Regions from separate parts of the Homo sapiens genome. Here region 1 is linked to region 2. Evidence: chromatin contacts called from ENCODE Hi-C or POLR2A ChIA-PET data. All regions are on one chromosome and are shown on one strand. Each heading gives the region's core, a stretch centred on a gene start or an enhancer-like site at or near the end of the contact. The rest is flanking DNA. Distances are from core to core; before and after follow the strand shown.

Region 1 (7,492 bases), core at 3,648-6,147, 41 kb after region 2:
ATAGGTTCTCTCGGCCTGCAGAGCACACGTGTTCTGTGTTCTGGTCTGCTCTTACAGCCCTGCAGTAACTTTAGTGGGGCAGGCTCATCCCCTACTGGGGAGGCGTGTGCTTGTCCACCTATGGCAAGGACAGTATGGCTAAGTCTTTCTAACTGGACAGAAGTGCATATTAGCAAGTCTGTTCGGCTGCACCCCTACTCCTTTTTCTCCAAATAGCCTTATGATTGCTAAAGGTAATATTCTTTTTTCCTGTCTGGCTTGCGTGTGTGTGTGTGTGTATGTGTCTTGATTGATTCTGATTTCAGGTAGAAGAAAATAGGTGCTATTTATCAGCGACCTCAAACTCCAGAACATTCTATCGGAGATGGGCAATATCCTAAGGCCCCTTCTCAGTCACCTTAGCAGGCTTCTCTTCCCCTATTTGGAGTGTCTCTGAGCTCAGCTCTGTCCTCTCTGTACTCTCTCCCTGGTCAGTTCCATTTACTCCCAAGGTCTTAAGAAACATTTGCCATGCTAATGACTCCCAAATTTGTATCTCCAGTCCTAAGCATTCACCTGAGCTCCAGACTCCAATATTCAACTGTCTCCTTGACAGCTCCATTTGTTTGTGTCACAAGTATGTCAATATCTGCATGACCAAAACCAAAGTCCTGACTCCCACCTCCCCCATTGTATCCCACCTTGGTGTTTGGCACCACCACCTACATAGCTGCTGAAACCAGAAATCTTGATTCCTCCCCCAACCCTTAGCTCCTACATCCAATCCATTACCCAGTCTGGTCCACTCAACTTCCACAACACACCTCGAATCCCTCCACTTCTCTCTAGCCCCCTTCCCACTCCCTGATCTAAGTCACCCTCATCTTTCACACAAAGGCAAAAGCCTCGTTGGTCTCCCTACCTCCACACTGGACCCTGTCCAATTCCACATAGCAGCTAGAGTGACCTCCTTCTTAATGCAAAATCAGATCATGGCATTCCCTTGCTTTAGGCTTGTCAGTGGCTTATCATTGTACTTAGTAAAGTCCAAACTCCTTCCCATGGCCTACAAGTGCCTGCGTGATCTGGCCTCCACTGACCTCTCCAGCCTTTTCCCGTGTCACTCCCCTGCTCTTACCAAGTTCCAGCCCACTGAGCTGCTTTCATTCCTCAAATACTCCTCAGAGCCTTTGTGTGTCTGGTTCAGTCAGCCCAGAACCTTCCACCAGCACCCTCCCCTGACTTTGCTTCGCTGCTTGTTCCAATCCTTGGGCTCTCCTTTCCTCTGAGACATCTTTGCCCGTCACTCTGTCTAAATAAGTTTTCTCCATTACCTTTGTTTTGTTGCATTTATCCCAGATTGTAATGATTTGTTCACAAATTTTTGCTGTTTCTGCCTTGCCACTCTGGAATATCCCTGTGGGCAGGACCCATATCAATTTTGCTCAACACTATATCCTCAGAGCTGAACACAGTGCCTGATACTTGCTGATCAAAAAATAAATTTCTGGGGCCAGGCGTGGTGGCTCATGCTTATAACACTAGCATATTGGGAGGCCGAGGTGGGTGGATCACCTGAGGTCAGGAGTTCGAGACCAGCCTGGCCAACATTGTGAAACTGCATCTCTACTAAAAATACAAAAATTAGCCGGGCGTGGTGGTACACACCTGCATTCTCACCTACTCAGGAGGCTGAGACAGGAGAATGGCTTGAACCCGGGAGAGGTGGTTGCAGTGAGTTGAGATCCCACCACTGCACTCCAGCCTGGGTGACAGAGTGAGACTCTGTCTCCAAATAAATAAATAAATAAGGCCAGGCGCAGTGGCTCACACTTGTAATCCCAGCACTTTTGGAGGCCGGGGCAGGTGGATCACGAGATCAGGAGTTCAAGACCAGCCTGGCCAAGATGGTGAAACCCAATCTCTACTAAAAATACAAAAATTAGCCGGGCGTGGTGGCAGGCGCCTGTAATCTCAGCTACTCAGGAGGCTGGAGCAGAAGAATCGCTTAAACCCAGGAGGTGGAGCTTGCAGTGAGCTGAGATCGTGCCACTGTACTCCAGCTTGGGCGACAGAGTGAGACTTCGTCTCAAAAAAAAAAAAAAAAAAAGAAATAAAGAAATAGGCCGGGTGCGGTGGCTCATGCATGTGATCCCAGCACTTTAGGAGGCCAAGGCAGGCGAATCACGAGGTCAGGAGATCGAGACCGTCTTGACTAACATGGCGAAACCCTGTCTCTATTAAAAATACAAAAAATTAGCCTGGCGTGGTGGCACGCGCCTGTAATCCCAGCTAATTGGGAGGCTGAGGCAGGAGAATTGCTTGATCCTGGAAGGTGGAGGTTGCAGTGAGCCAAGATCGTGCCACTGCGCTCCAGCCTGGGTGATAGAGCAAGACTCCGTCTCAAAAAAAAAAAAAAAAAAAAAACACGAAAGAAGGAAGGAAGGAAGGAGGGAAAGAAGGAAGAAAAAGAAAAATTTCTGGGAGGTTCACATGCTATAGTAGTCATGGATTGGGGAAGACATTTTTGGGTAGGGACAGTGGGGTGGGAAAGCTTTCCCAAATTCTTTCATATCACCTAAGTAAACTGGTGGCCTGTTGATTATTTCCATTATGAAAACATTGAACTGTTTATTCTGTCAATTAGACAGAGTCTCGTTCTGTCACCCAGGCTGGAGTGCAGTGGTGCGGTCTTGGCTCACTGCAACCTCGGCCTCCTGGGTTCAAGTGATTCTCGTGTCTCAGCCTCCCGAGTAGCTGGGATTACAGGTGTGCACCACCATGCTGGGCTAATTTTTCTATTTTTAGTAGAGACAGGGTTTCACCATGTTGGCCAGACTGGTCTCAAACTCCTGACCTCAAGTGATCTGCCTGCCTCGGCCTCCCAAAGTGCTGGGATTACAGGTGTGAGCCACCACACTCAGCCTCTGTTAATAATTTTTAATTTAACCTATCCTATGTGCCAGGCACCAGGCTAAGCACTGGGGATACTGTGGTAAATCTGAGAGACATGTACTGGTCTTCATGGGGCTTACTATGAAGGGAAATTGTACTATGAAGGGAAATTGCCTACAGTCTACTAGTATTCCTGTGCCTCTTGACTAGGGATCCCCCACTCCATACGTAAGACATTCCAAATGCTTACTTTTCCCTATATCCATATTTTAACCCATAAAACCCTAGACCATTATCTGGATCTGTTTGTCAAGCCATAGTCTCATTCTCGGGGTGGGGGTGGTATAGTATGAGTTAGGATTAGCCCTGGCTGTAATAACAGCAAAAATAATAACAGTTGCTTTAAAAAGATAGTTTATTCATCTCTCCCATCAGAGAAGTCTGAAGGTACACAGTCCAGGGTTGATAGGGCAGCTCTATAAAGTCACCACAGACCCAAACTTCTTCCTAGTTGCTGCCTACTGTATTTAGCATATTGCCTCATTGTCTGAGATGGCTGCTCAAGCTCCAGTCATTGTATCCACAATCTAGGCCACAGAAAGGAGGAAGGGGAAGAAAGATGGCTCCTCCCTTTTAAGAAAGCTTCCCAGACATACTGCACAACACTTCTGCTTATAGCTCATTAGCCAGAATCTAGTCTGCCCACTCCTAACTAAAAGAAGGGCTTTCTTGAACTGAGTACATTGCTAGCCCCAAACAGATTCAAGTTTCTGTTATTAAGGAAGTGAAGAACAGACATTGGAGTAGGCAACCAGCAGTTTCTTCTTCAGGTGTTTGGATATATTGAGAGATGAAAAGGAGGGAGAAGAAGAAATGAGGAAGAGAGCACAGGAAAGAGCTTCTCAGGCTCTGTGACCACTGACTTCTACACAGAGGGTTATGCCTACTCAAGCAGGTCAGAGCTGGCTGACAGGTGTGGCCATATGCTTTGGGAACACAGTGAAAAGAGCACATCCCTGAGGGTTGGGGGAGTGTCCCTGCTGCTGCAGAGCTGTTTTGCCAGAATGGCCCAGGCAAGGGGGATCTCAGGAAATGACCCGAGAGGCCTCTTACTAAAGAAATTGCAGAAACTGGGAGCCCAGACTATGCTCTTAAATGTCTTTATGGAGGCAAAGGGGATAGTGATCCTTAAAATAGGCAGCCTCAGGTCAAAATCTGCGGCCCTGATATCCAAAGTCAAAATTCTAGAAAAGATCCTCTTAGTTTTTAATGGCTATAAAAGGAACATCAGCACAGAATCTTCAAATCTTGGAACTGGGAGAGGGCGGGTGGGACTGGAACTGGGTGGGAGGTAAACCACTTCCCACCAATCACACTTTCTTCCACCCTGCAGTCTCACATTCAGGACAGACAGGCTGTGTTGAGAAGATGTTAATTTGAGGGAATTATTTTTTATGGGAATGTAGCTTTTTGCAAAGCTAAAAGATTTTTTTTGTGGGTAAAAATTATTCAGTAACACCCATTTCCTCAAATGTAGGATTACAGGATCCATTTCAACAGTCTTCAACCTTGCTGAAGAGCAGTTGCTAACCTTATAGAGAATGACATAGACAGCTGAGTATCACTGAGGGCCAAATCATTCCCCATAAGTTCTTTCTCCTTCTCCCTCCAAAGGCATCAATATCATCTTGGCAGTGTCTGCTCTGAAGAAGGTCAAAGCATATGTTTTGTTGTTGTTGTTGTTGTTGCTGTTGTTGTTGTTTGCCTTTAGCAAAAGGCAAGGGGCCCTTTAGAACTCCTTTGGTCTTGGGGGCTACCAATTGAACTCTTCTACTTCGAGTTGTTTTTGAAGGTCCTATAGCTTGATTACCTTCAATCTCCCCCGTTGAGCCTGTGAAATGGGACACCAGGGCATTGTTACAAACCGCTGGGGAAACTAGGACTTAAAACATTTTTTTCCTGCCTCTGGGCAGGGCTCATGCTGGTGCCAGGCAGAGATATGGACGTTTGTCACCTGATCCTGCCCATCCAGTGAGCAAGAATTACTCAGGCAGAACACAACTCTTGCCCCTCCCACAAATGCTGAACATTCTGTTTTTTGCTCTTAGGAAGAAACTGGTAAATAACTGCATTCTCTTCTCCCAGTTGTACACCCCCCTTCTTTGCAAAACCAAGGAATTGGGTCACATTACATAAGTCTATGTGGTTTCAAAGGGCTGAACACTGAGATTCAAATTGTTGTCACACACACATGTTGGAGCACAGCCTGTGCTCTCCTGGATAACACGAAGAAAAGCTGCTGAGTTCCAAAGTTTGACAAGTTGATTTTCCATATACTTCCGATCATTCTAATCCATGTAATCTATTTGAGTTCCTCTCCCAGAAAGGCATTAATCTCTCTTAGGAGTACTTAAAACTAGCCCAGACAGGTAACCCATTTGAGTAGGGAAGGGGAAAGTTACCAGAAATCCCTGCCATCAAATTATCAAAGTCAATCCCTTCCTTTTGTAGATTAAGTCATTCAGTCATTCATTTGTTCATTCAACAAATATTTATAGAGAACCTATTATATGGCAGGGTCTTTGACAGATGAGGTTCCCAATCTCATGGAGGTTACATTCTAGTGGAGGGAGGCAGACAGACAATAGAGAAACAAACAAGAATAACATCAGATAGTAAGGAAACTGAGGCTGGGAGAGAGGAAGGAACTCGCGTGAGATCACAGTCCAGGTCTTCTGACTCTCAGTATCTTCCTCTTTTCTCTGAACATATATTAAGCACCTACCATGTGCCAGGCACAGCACTAGACACTGAGTTTATAGGATGAATAAGACAAACAAGGTTCCTCTTCCTGCAGAGTTTATAGTATAGTTAGGGAGACAAAGTGAATAAACAAAACAAAACAAAACCAAAAACAGAGAGACTTCTGGTTTCAGGCCCAGCATGTAAGGAGGTTAGCAGTTGCCACTCCATCCCAACAACAAGTAAAAAGCTGAACAAACTGAAAGATTAACAACTCTTCTTAGATCTGTCAGAGAAGTGGAATCACAGGGCGAACTGCTACCTCAAAAATTAGAGAGAAAAGCTGATATAGAGAATCACAACTTTCAAGAACAGAAATCTCTGTGGGAACCAGTGCCAGGGAGAAAATTTGAATTTTAATTGACAAATTCCTGGAGGCTCAGTGTGAACAAGCCTGAGAGTTAAAAACTCCAGGGGTAACCAGTTATGGTGGGGAGAAGGGAGGTGCCACACTTTTGTGAGTTTTACTTCCATAAGCTCTACATGTCCTTACAGTGAGTATCAGGTAGAAATATCATGCTACCTGCAGAGGGAGGGGAAAGGGTACTATTCTGAAATATGCCAGAGCATTCTGTTCTTAAAAAGGCCTGCCCAGGCTGGGCACAGTGGCTCACGCCTGTAGCCCCAGCACTTTGGGGGGCCAAGGCAGGTAGATAGTTTGAGCTCAGGAGTTCGAGACCAGCCCGGGCAACATGGCGAAACCTCATCTCTGCAAAAAATACAAATAAATAAATAAATACATAAATAAAAATTAGCCAGATGTGGTGATGTGCACCTGTAGTCCCAGCTACACAGGAGGCTGAGAAATGGGAGGATCACTTGAGCACAGGAGGTCAAGGCTGCAGTGAGCCATGATGGTGCCACTGCACTCCATGCTGGGCAACAGAGTAAGACTGTCTGAAAAAAAAAAAAAAAAAAAAAAGCCTGCTCTTAGGAAAAACTATGCCTAAGTTGGGGTTTTCTCAGAGCCTAACCAACCCAGGGGAAGGAAATCTCTAACTGCAGCTTCCTCTAGCCTTCCATGTTAGGAAAGGGAATACACAAATTCAGCCCTCTCTAGCCATCTTGTCCCACCTAAGGAGGATAGAGATTGAGAAGCATTGGTGAAGTTCACTGCCTAGGAGCACAGGCTAACTAAAAGACTAAGAACTAATCATAGGACTAGAGAGCACTTCCCCTCCCCACACACCTTACCACCACATCACTAGAGACCTATTAAACTGGTGCAAAAGTAATTGTGTTTTTTTTCCCATTAAAAGTAATGGTCAAAACCGCAATTACTTTTGCACCAACCTAAATATCTACAGCAGTTCCTTTTACCCAGTACATCATTTCCACTCATCAACAAAAAATTATGGCTGGGTGCAGTGGCTCACGCCTGTAATCCCAACACTTTGGGAGGCCGAGGTGGGCAGATCACTTGAGGTCAGGAGCTTGAGACCAGCCTGGCCAAGATGGCAAAACCCTGTCTCTACTAAAAATACAAAAATTTGCTGAGCATGCTGGTGAGTACCTGTAATCCCAGCTGCTCGGGAGGCTGAGGCAGGAGAATCGTTTGAACCTGGGAGGCAGAGGTTGCAATGAGCTGAGATTGTGGCCACTGCACTCCAACCTGGGCAACAGAGCGAGACTGTCTCAAAAAAAAAAAAAAAAAATTACAAGCTATACTTAAAGACAAAAAATATGTAGTTTGAAGAGATTGAACAAGCATAACAACTAGAGTCTGGGAGTCTGGGCTGGGTGCGGTGGCTCACGCCTGTAATCCCAGCACTTTCATAGGTCAAAGTGGGTGGATCATTTGAGGTCAGGAGTTCGA
Region 2 (7,551 bases), core at 1,885-4,384:
GGTGGCAGTTGCAACTGTCTGGAATCTTGGTGCAGAATTTCATGTGTGGAAGGCCAAAGAAGACCTTGTTCTAAGTGTTTCATGTGTATCACAGTCATTAACAAGAACAAGAATAAAAGTGGTTAGAATAGGTTTCACAGCATGTGTGTAAGTATGGAAAGTAGTAGGCACAGTTTTCTTTGATGCTGAGCTTTTTTTTAATTTAAATTTAAATTTTTTTTATTTTTTTGAAACGGAGTCTCACTGTATCACCCAGGCTGGAGTGCAGTGGCATGGTCTCGGCTCACTGCAACCTCTGCCTCCTGGGCTCAAGCAATCCGCCCGCCTCAACCTCCCAAAATGCTGGGATTACAGGTGTGAGCCACCGCACCCAGCCTGAGCTCTTTATTTTAATGGATTTTCTCCCAGATATCCAGGTCACCCTATCTCAGAACATAGTGTGCTATTTCCACACTGGCTATAGTGAAGGGTTAGCGGCTGGCAGTATTGGAAGGTTGGCCATGTCAGAGAGGGCAGGGCAGCAGTACCAGTGGCTTCAGCTTCAGCCCTGGCCCATGGCTTGAGCATGTATTAAATCGATCGACCTGATTGATTTAATTTTGGCCTGGGCATACCTGGGTCAGCTTAGTGAACCTTACCATCTACCTACAGTCTGGCCACGGAGTAGGCTTAAATGTTAAGAAAGTTTCCCATGGCTTATCACCTTCTCAAAGCTGGTGGGCACTCCCACCCACCCACTTCTCTTGCACTTATTTCAGGCTACACACTTGGGCCTCAAGTGGAGTATTACTACATCTGGACTGGGAAGGAGCAAGGTGGGATCTGAATCCCAAAGGAGTGGTAAAGGCTACAGACCTGGGTTTGTTCCCCTGTTGATTCCCCCCTCACCCACAACCAGTGGAAAAACTAGGGCCATGCTTCCCCTCCCTTCCAGAGCTTGAGCCCTGGGTAGGAAGAGCACTCTAGAAAGAATGAGGGCAGGGAAGAGCAAAGGTCTTCAATCCAGCTCAGGCTTGACATCGAGCCCTACATGTGATGCCCACCTGGCCCAGCAGTGTCAACAGGCATGTCTATTGACAAGTAAAGGGGTCTAGAGTGCTCCCTGCACCACACAAGCATCCTGGCCATCCTCAGCTCACAAATCCAACTCTGGAGCCAGGACTACTGCTTCTGGGGCCCGAAATACCTGCTTGGGCCTCAGGTTGGTATATCTTCTTTCAACCATGGCTAGGACCTGGAAGTGTTTGGGGAAGTACCTTGACTTCTACTGCCAGTTCTTCTGCTAGCCAGCAAAAGTCTCTTCCTCACTGTGGGCCTCAGTTTCCCCATATGTAAGATGAAAGGGTCAGACTAGATGATCGCCCTTCTGGCTCTGCTGTCTGTTCTGTGAGTCTAGCGCCCTCCCTTTCTTCATGAGGTAAATACTTTTGTTGGGGGTATGGGGGGTTGTTTGGAACAAGGGACGTTTGAGGCCTTCCAGTGTGGAAGCTGGTGCAAAGTTCCCAGGCTGTGTTTGTCGTTGTGCCGCCTTTTCTTCTTCGGAACTGGCTTCTCCCGTAGCTCAGGGCCAAGGGCCGCTCTGGTTCCAGCCTTGGATGGGCGTGGTGGGGCAGCGGGTCAGACGGGGCAGTGTCCAGGGCTATCCTGGCAGCCTGGGCTGGCAGGGGGAAGTTCTGTCGCTTCTGCTCGTGTTTCCCACCCGGCCACAGGGCCCTCTCCCTGGGCGGCCTCACCACTGACTCTGGGAGGTCGCCTCCCAACCACAGGTGCTGTGGGGCTGGCAGCCTGTGGGAACGGGCGCTGCTCTCGGGGCTCCCGAGGAGCAGGGATCTCTCGCGGATGATGTGAAGAGCCCATACTGATCCCAGGGCGGGATCAGGTTCCCCTCAGGAATCTGGGAAACTCGCAGGGAGGACGTGCGTGGGCTGGTTAAACTGTCTGGGGTCTGGGGCCGTTGGGTCATTGGACTGTAAATGCAGGGAGGGGGCAGGCAGACTTGCCATATTACAGGCTCTGGTCCCTGCAAGGGACCTTGGATGCCTTCAAGTCCCCTTGCTCCTTTTATGAAGGAGGGTGAAGGGGGAGAGACGGACTTCCACAAAGCCAGAAGACCAGCGGGCAGAGAGGCTTGTTGTTCTGTGTGATCTTGTGACATGGGGACTCCCTCTATTTCCCAGGCCTTCCAGGGAAGCATTAGTGAGCTGAAAGGAGCCTCGGCGGGGAGAACAGTGGTGATGTGCCACACAGAAGGCAGCATCAACCACAACAAACAAGCAGAGCCTCTCAGACACACACAACTCAGTCTCTCTCCCTCTCTCTCTTTCTCTCTCTCTCCCTCCCTCCCCCGCTCCCTCCCCCCTTCCTAAACACCGCGCGCGCGCGCACACACACTCTCTCTCTCTCTCTCTCTCTCTCTCTCTCTCTCTCTTTCTCTCTCTCTCTCTCTCTCAAATACATGTGCCTGAAAGTATATGCTGAGACTTAACTGCACACCCGTCCCAAGCCCTTTAACATGGCTCTGTGGCACTGACTTTCTGTGAAGGCACCCGGAAGCCCAGCCCACATCACCTGCTGGTGCAACTTCACTTTGCCGAGGTGTTGGGGGAGGGACAAGGTTCCTTGGGAGGGGAGGGGCCTTTTCTAAAGCTTAAAAAAAGGAAAGAAAGAAAACAAAGCAAGGCTGAAGTCCTCCCACAGGCAGGCTCGTGCTCCGGGTGTGCTTTCGCAGGCCAGAAACTACAGAACTGGGAGTACTGCCAAGTGCTTTATCAAAGGAAACAGCCCGCCCAACAGCTGGAGATGGGCTCTTGCCAGCTGTGTGTGCCTCTCAGTCTCTCCTTCTCCTTTTCTCTCCCCTTTTCCTATCTCCATCCATCCATCTCCTGCAGCCTTGCACTTTGCACTGGGCTAGCCCTACAGACAGAATTCCTTGGACCACAGAGAGTACCCTTGATGCTGAGCAAGTGAGCAGATTGCTGCCCCAGCTGGATTGGAGGAGGCCGTTCTTGCAAAGGGATGTGTTACCCATGAGTTGGTCTCCAGGCACTGAGCAAGGGGCTGCTGCGTTGTGGGCGCTTCTGCTGCAGCTAGAGCCTTAGGAAGATACAGTCCAATAGTTTCTCCTTAGCCTCCTTTCGCCCATGGTGGGAGGCGGGTGCCTGGCTGCGCTGTGTGTGTTGGCGGCAACAGGGTGTTTTCCAGCAACCTCAGCAACTTTGCCATCCATATTCATTAATTAGTTAATGACTTGGATTCATTTCTCTAAGCCTTGGGCTTCCCAGAGTGGGAGGAGACAATGTGGGAGTGGGGGAGAGCTCTGAGGAAAGTTGTTCTCCCCTTGCTGGGGTGTGGTTGAGGGGGCTTCACTGCCACACACTAAGAAAGAAAGGGAAAGGGGGATCTACGGTGGCTTCGCCCCTTCTCCCAGTCCTCACTCATTTCAGGCTCCCAATTTGCCAGCTAAAGTGGCCAGCATAGCCCCAAAAGGCAGCTCTGAGCTGCGTTTGTAGAAGCAACCCCAGGGAGAAAGATGCCAGTGGGGCTGCCTAGTTCTGTGAGTGGCAGTGCTGAGTTCTGGGAGCTGAAGGCAACAACCTCATCCCTGAGGAGGTCTAGGGGCTTCATTCTCTTCCCTAACCATAGCCCACACCTCAGTAGACCCCTGGAGATGGCTTAGGCAAACCTAACATCTCCCCTGCCAGCCTGGCCACACCTCAAGGGCAGGATCCTTGTGATGTTCATCTCCCTACTCCCAATGCCTGTCATGTGCTTGGGGCTTAAGTAATGTCTGGTGACCCGGACTCTGGGGAAACTCACTTTAAAGCTTGGGTCTTACCAAGTGGGAGGCAGTAACTTGGTCTGTGTGTATTTCCCAAGGTTGCCATGTTGAGCTTATTCATTCTTTAGCAGAGTTTGGCTGAATGAGTACCAGTGAAATGGCAGACACCAGTTTTGGTTGCTATGGGGGTTACCAAGAGGGACAAGGCCACAAACTTAGATAATCTTAGCTTCTGGCATCTGCTGGGCACTCTGCTGCCCATCCTCCCTCTGTTGTACACCCACTCTTTCACCGTCATGGTTCTTCAACCTCAGCCAAGCTCTTGGATCTTCTCTCTCTCTTTTTTTTTTTTAGACTGAGTCTTGCTCTGTCGCCAGGCTGGAGTGCAGTGGCACGATCTTGGCTCACTGCAACCTCCGCCTCCCGGGTTCAAGCGATTCTCCTGCCTCAGCCTCCCGAGCAGATGGGACTACAGGCGTGTGCCACCAGGCCCAGCTAATTTTTGTATTGTTGGTAGAGACGGGGTTTCACCATGTTGGCCATCATGGTCTCGATCTCTTGACCTCGTGATCCGCCCGCCTCGGCCTCCCAAAGTGCTGGGATTACAGACGTGAGCCACCATGCCCAGCACGATCTCTCTTACTGTTCTTTCCTTCCCTGAGGCTTCTTCTACAAATGGGCATGCTCATATGCTTAGTCACAAGTGGCCCTGAAGCGTAATGAGCTCAGGCTTTGGAGCCAGCCAGACCTCAATTTGAATCCCTAGTCAGCCACTTTCTCTACCCGGTATGACTTTGGGTAAGTTACTTTGCCTCTCTGAGCCTCAGATTTCCCCTCTGCAAACTGGAAGTGATACATACAATATTGACCTCCTGAGTCTGGAGAAAGTTGATTGAGATAACATATATACTGTATATGAAGTGCTTTGAGCCACGTTTTGCACAAAGCAGGTGCTCAATGACTGTTAGCTGCTGGTATTCATTCCCATTGCCCAGTGTATGTGTGATGATCAATCGTGTCGATCACACACCACTGGGCTGATAGGACTGACTATGTGATCAACCATAGACAGATCAAAGACCCCAAGCGGGACACTAAGAAGACACTTCAGTAATTATGTGTGTCCAGCCCTGGCAGTTACAAACCTGGGTGGAATGAGGTGCAGAAGTCAAGAGCCTGAGGCAGAGCTGAACCCATTATCCCTGATTTTGTCCCTCCCAGATAGGGCTTCCCCTCAGGCCATGGGACAGACTAGACTGGCCCTTGGGCATGGGGCTAAATAAATGTCTTCTGGGAAGCTCCACCTACCACACAACTTCTCCAGACTCTGGCTTCCTGGCTTCCCTCATGTGGGGTCTTCTTTTTCTCACCTGTGAACCTCACCTATGCTCCAACACGCATGCCCTTGCCACAGTTTCCCCAGCGTGTGTGTGGTCAACCTTGAGTATATCTGGAAGGACCAGGCCAGGACTGGAAAGGACCATTTTTATCACAGCCCATTTATGACCATCTCCCTGAAAGGGTGCATGTGTGTGTGTGCACGCGCCTGTGTGTGCGTGTGTGCGTGTGGAGCCTGCAGCATTGAAGTGCCAGTTAACCTTGTGACATCAAGATTCCTCATTCCTAGTCCATATACCCATTGCTTCACCTTCCCTCAGCAGCAGCTTCTGAGCTCTGGGTAGTCAGGAGGATGCTGACGTGGGCATTTCCACGATTTGTGATGTAGGTCTTCACGAATGGAGGTTTGTGGGGCTTGCCCCCTCCAGTTCCCTTGGAAGGGCACTTCCGATGGTTGGCACCAGCAGCATGTCAGCTGCAGGGAGCAAATGGTGTAAGGGAAGAGAGTCCAGGTCTTCTTTGGCTACGACTGATTCCTTATTTCCTCTCCTTTCCCAGTTTGGGAGCATTTGTTGCTGTCTGAAGGGCCGGGCAGTGCCAAGACCACAATAAACAGCTTGTCCGGTACACACAAGCTCTTTGGACCCTGAAATGTCAGCTGGCCAACTGGCTCACAGCTAGCCCCTGCTGCGTGCCGTTTGCATCCGGCTCTGACAATGCCACTCAGCACTTGTAGAACCATGTGTCATGGCAACAAGGGTGGGGGTGGGGGGACCCCACAGTGACCGGGCCCTAGCTCTGGGAAGCCAAGCTCATGGGCCACACTTAGAGCCCCTGGTAAAAATTACTGCCTTAAGGACTCAGCTCTGCTGGTCCCAGACCAGCAGAGTAGCCTGTTCTCCCCCTCCCTTTACCTAGGTCTGGCCCCATGGGCAGCAGAAGGCCAGACTCCCTATGCCCCATATGGCTGAACTGCCAACTGGTGTTGAATAGAAACATCTCGCCCATGAAAACTAGTGGGGTGTGGGGCATGTGCCTCCAGGAGGTGCAGACTGGGCACAAAGGGCAAGAGAGGAGAGGGAGCGGCAGCGGGGTCTGGTGGCAAGAGTGCCAGGCCAGGATCCAGGAAACCTGGGCTGTGCTCCCAGCCTCTACCACCAACTCCCTTGGCGTCCTTGAGCAAGATCACCCAGAGGGCAGGGTTGGGGGAGCAGGCACAGGGCCAAGACCTTGCCTAGGAGAAGATGAGCTGCAAAATTTTGTTCATGCATTCAAGAGGTAGGGATGGGGTGTTTAACCAGGAAAACTCTCCGCTGAAAAGCTACCTAATTGCCTTTAAATGCTTTAGATGTGTCTTGACCAGCAAGGGAACCAAACTCAGGTGCCCAGGGGACATATCAGAAAAGACGGGGCTGCTTCTCCCAAAATGCCTGTCCCTTGACTTGCTTGGGAGGCCAACAGGCAGTGATCCCTGCTGCTAGGACCAAGACCAGAGGACACAGTTGTTTCTTAGCTATGGAAAGCCCTGGAATTGTCCTCACTTCTGCCCCTTGCAGCCAGCCAGGACAACTTATCTGGGATGTAGTGTTTGTTCCTGGTCGTAGGAGTTCATATGGAAAGGGCATCTCTCAGCTCACCACCCCAGGCACCCATGCATCAATATCCCAGTGTCCAGGGACCCACACGATGGCACACACTTATTCCCAGGACCTAAATTCACATCTCTTTGCTGAGCTTTCTCTGCCTGGTAGCAACAAATCTGCCATTGATCTGGCCCTGTTTTCTCAATGGGAACTCATGGGGTGCAATGGTCTTTGATAGCACAAAACACGTTGAGAAAAGCTACCAGTGTCTGACACAAAGTAGGGGCTCAATAAATTTTTGTCAAATGAATCCAGGTTGGAATCAACTCACAATACTTTCATATGAAGGACTTCATTTAATGGGAGAAAGTACAGGCTGTGCAGTAGGACCAGTTTGGGAGCAGGAAGAAGCCTGTTTGAAAAAAAAGAAAAAAAGCAGCATGGAGGCAGCCACCCTCTTTGTGCACGGAGGGAAGGTAGAATATACCCATGGTGTGTAGTGGGGAGGATGTCTGGGAAAAGGGCCAACATCCACTCCAGTCTGAGAGCCTCAGACACTTCCCAGTGCAGGAAGACCCCATGGTGGTGTCTAATTGGCTTTCTGGTTGTTCTCTTACTTAGCGAAACCCCTGTGTGACAAAGCTGGGACAGGGTTGAGCTTCCAGAATCTCTACTGGAGTTTTGAGTAGCTCCTGGTTATTTCCAACCAGGTGCCAGTTGCCAGGGAGGGCCTTGAATCTGAATAACATTGCCTGGGGGAATAAGGAGGGACTTGGCCAGGATCTTCACAAGTCATTTATACCTCAGCATGCCCCTTGTCCCCCATTGGTCCAGGGGCCCTGGGAGCCGTGG

The links. A loop is a pair of places that touch in the nucleus more often than their neighbours do. ChIA-PET counts read pairs that join two places held with the same protein, here RNA polymerase II (POLR2A). Pooled maps may share reads with other maps.
Region 1: a loop to region 2 is called in a pooled map, with 2.4 times the contacts of the local background. The contact joins two enhancer-like sites. A Hi-C loop is called at or near these places in 14 of 168 maps with a recorded cell type or tissue (CD4-positive, alpha-beta T cell, CD4-positive, alpha-beta memory T cell, CD8-positive, alpha-beta T cell and 9 more), 4 of 37 single-sample maps with no recorded cell type and 25 of 50 pooled maps. POLR2A ChIA-PET finds 5 or more read pairs at or near these places in 29 of 52 experiments (B cell, CD4-positive, alpha-beta T cell, CD4-positive, alpha-beta memory T cell and 20 more).

Annotation. Positions count from the first base shown.
Region 1 is chrX:107,698,001-107,705,492 of GRCh38, reverse strand. No RefSeq gene overlaps it. Among named protein-coding and RNA genes, the nearest start is that of PRPS1, 73 kb to the right of the region's middle. RefSeq lists an enhancer at 4,492-4,993. Within about 2 kb of position 4,897, at least 11 of the 41 ENCODE cell types and tissues checked have a DNase peak (open chromatin) inside an H3K27ac peak, as active enhancers do; they include B cell, gastrocnemius medialis and sigmoid colon, where a contact is called at or near this core.
Region 2 is chrX:107,737,159-107,744,709 of GRCh38, reverse strand. The region is part of intron 1 of TSC22D3 (TSC22 domain family member 3); the gene reads left to right. Among named protein-coding and RNA genes, the nearest start is that of TSC22D3, 35 kb to the left of the region's middle. RefSeq lists an enhancer at 7,340-7,551. Within about 2 kb of position 3,134, at least 30 of the 41 ENCODE cell types and tissues checked have a DNase peak (open chromatin) inside an H3K27ac peak, as active enhancers do; they include B cell, gastrocnemius medialis and sigmoid colon, where a contact is called at or near this core.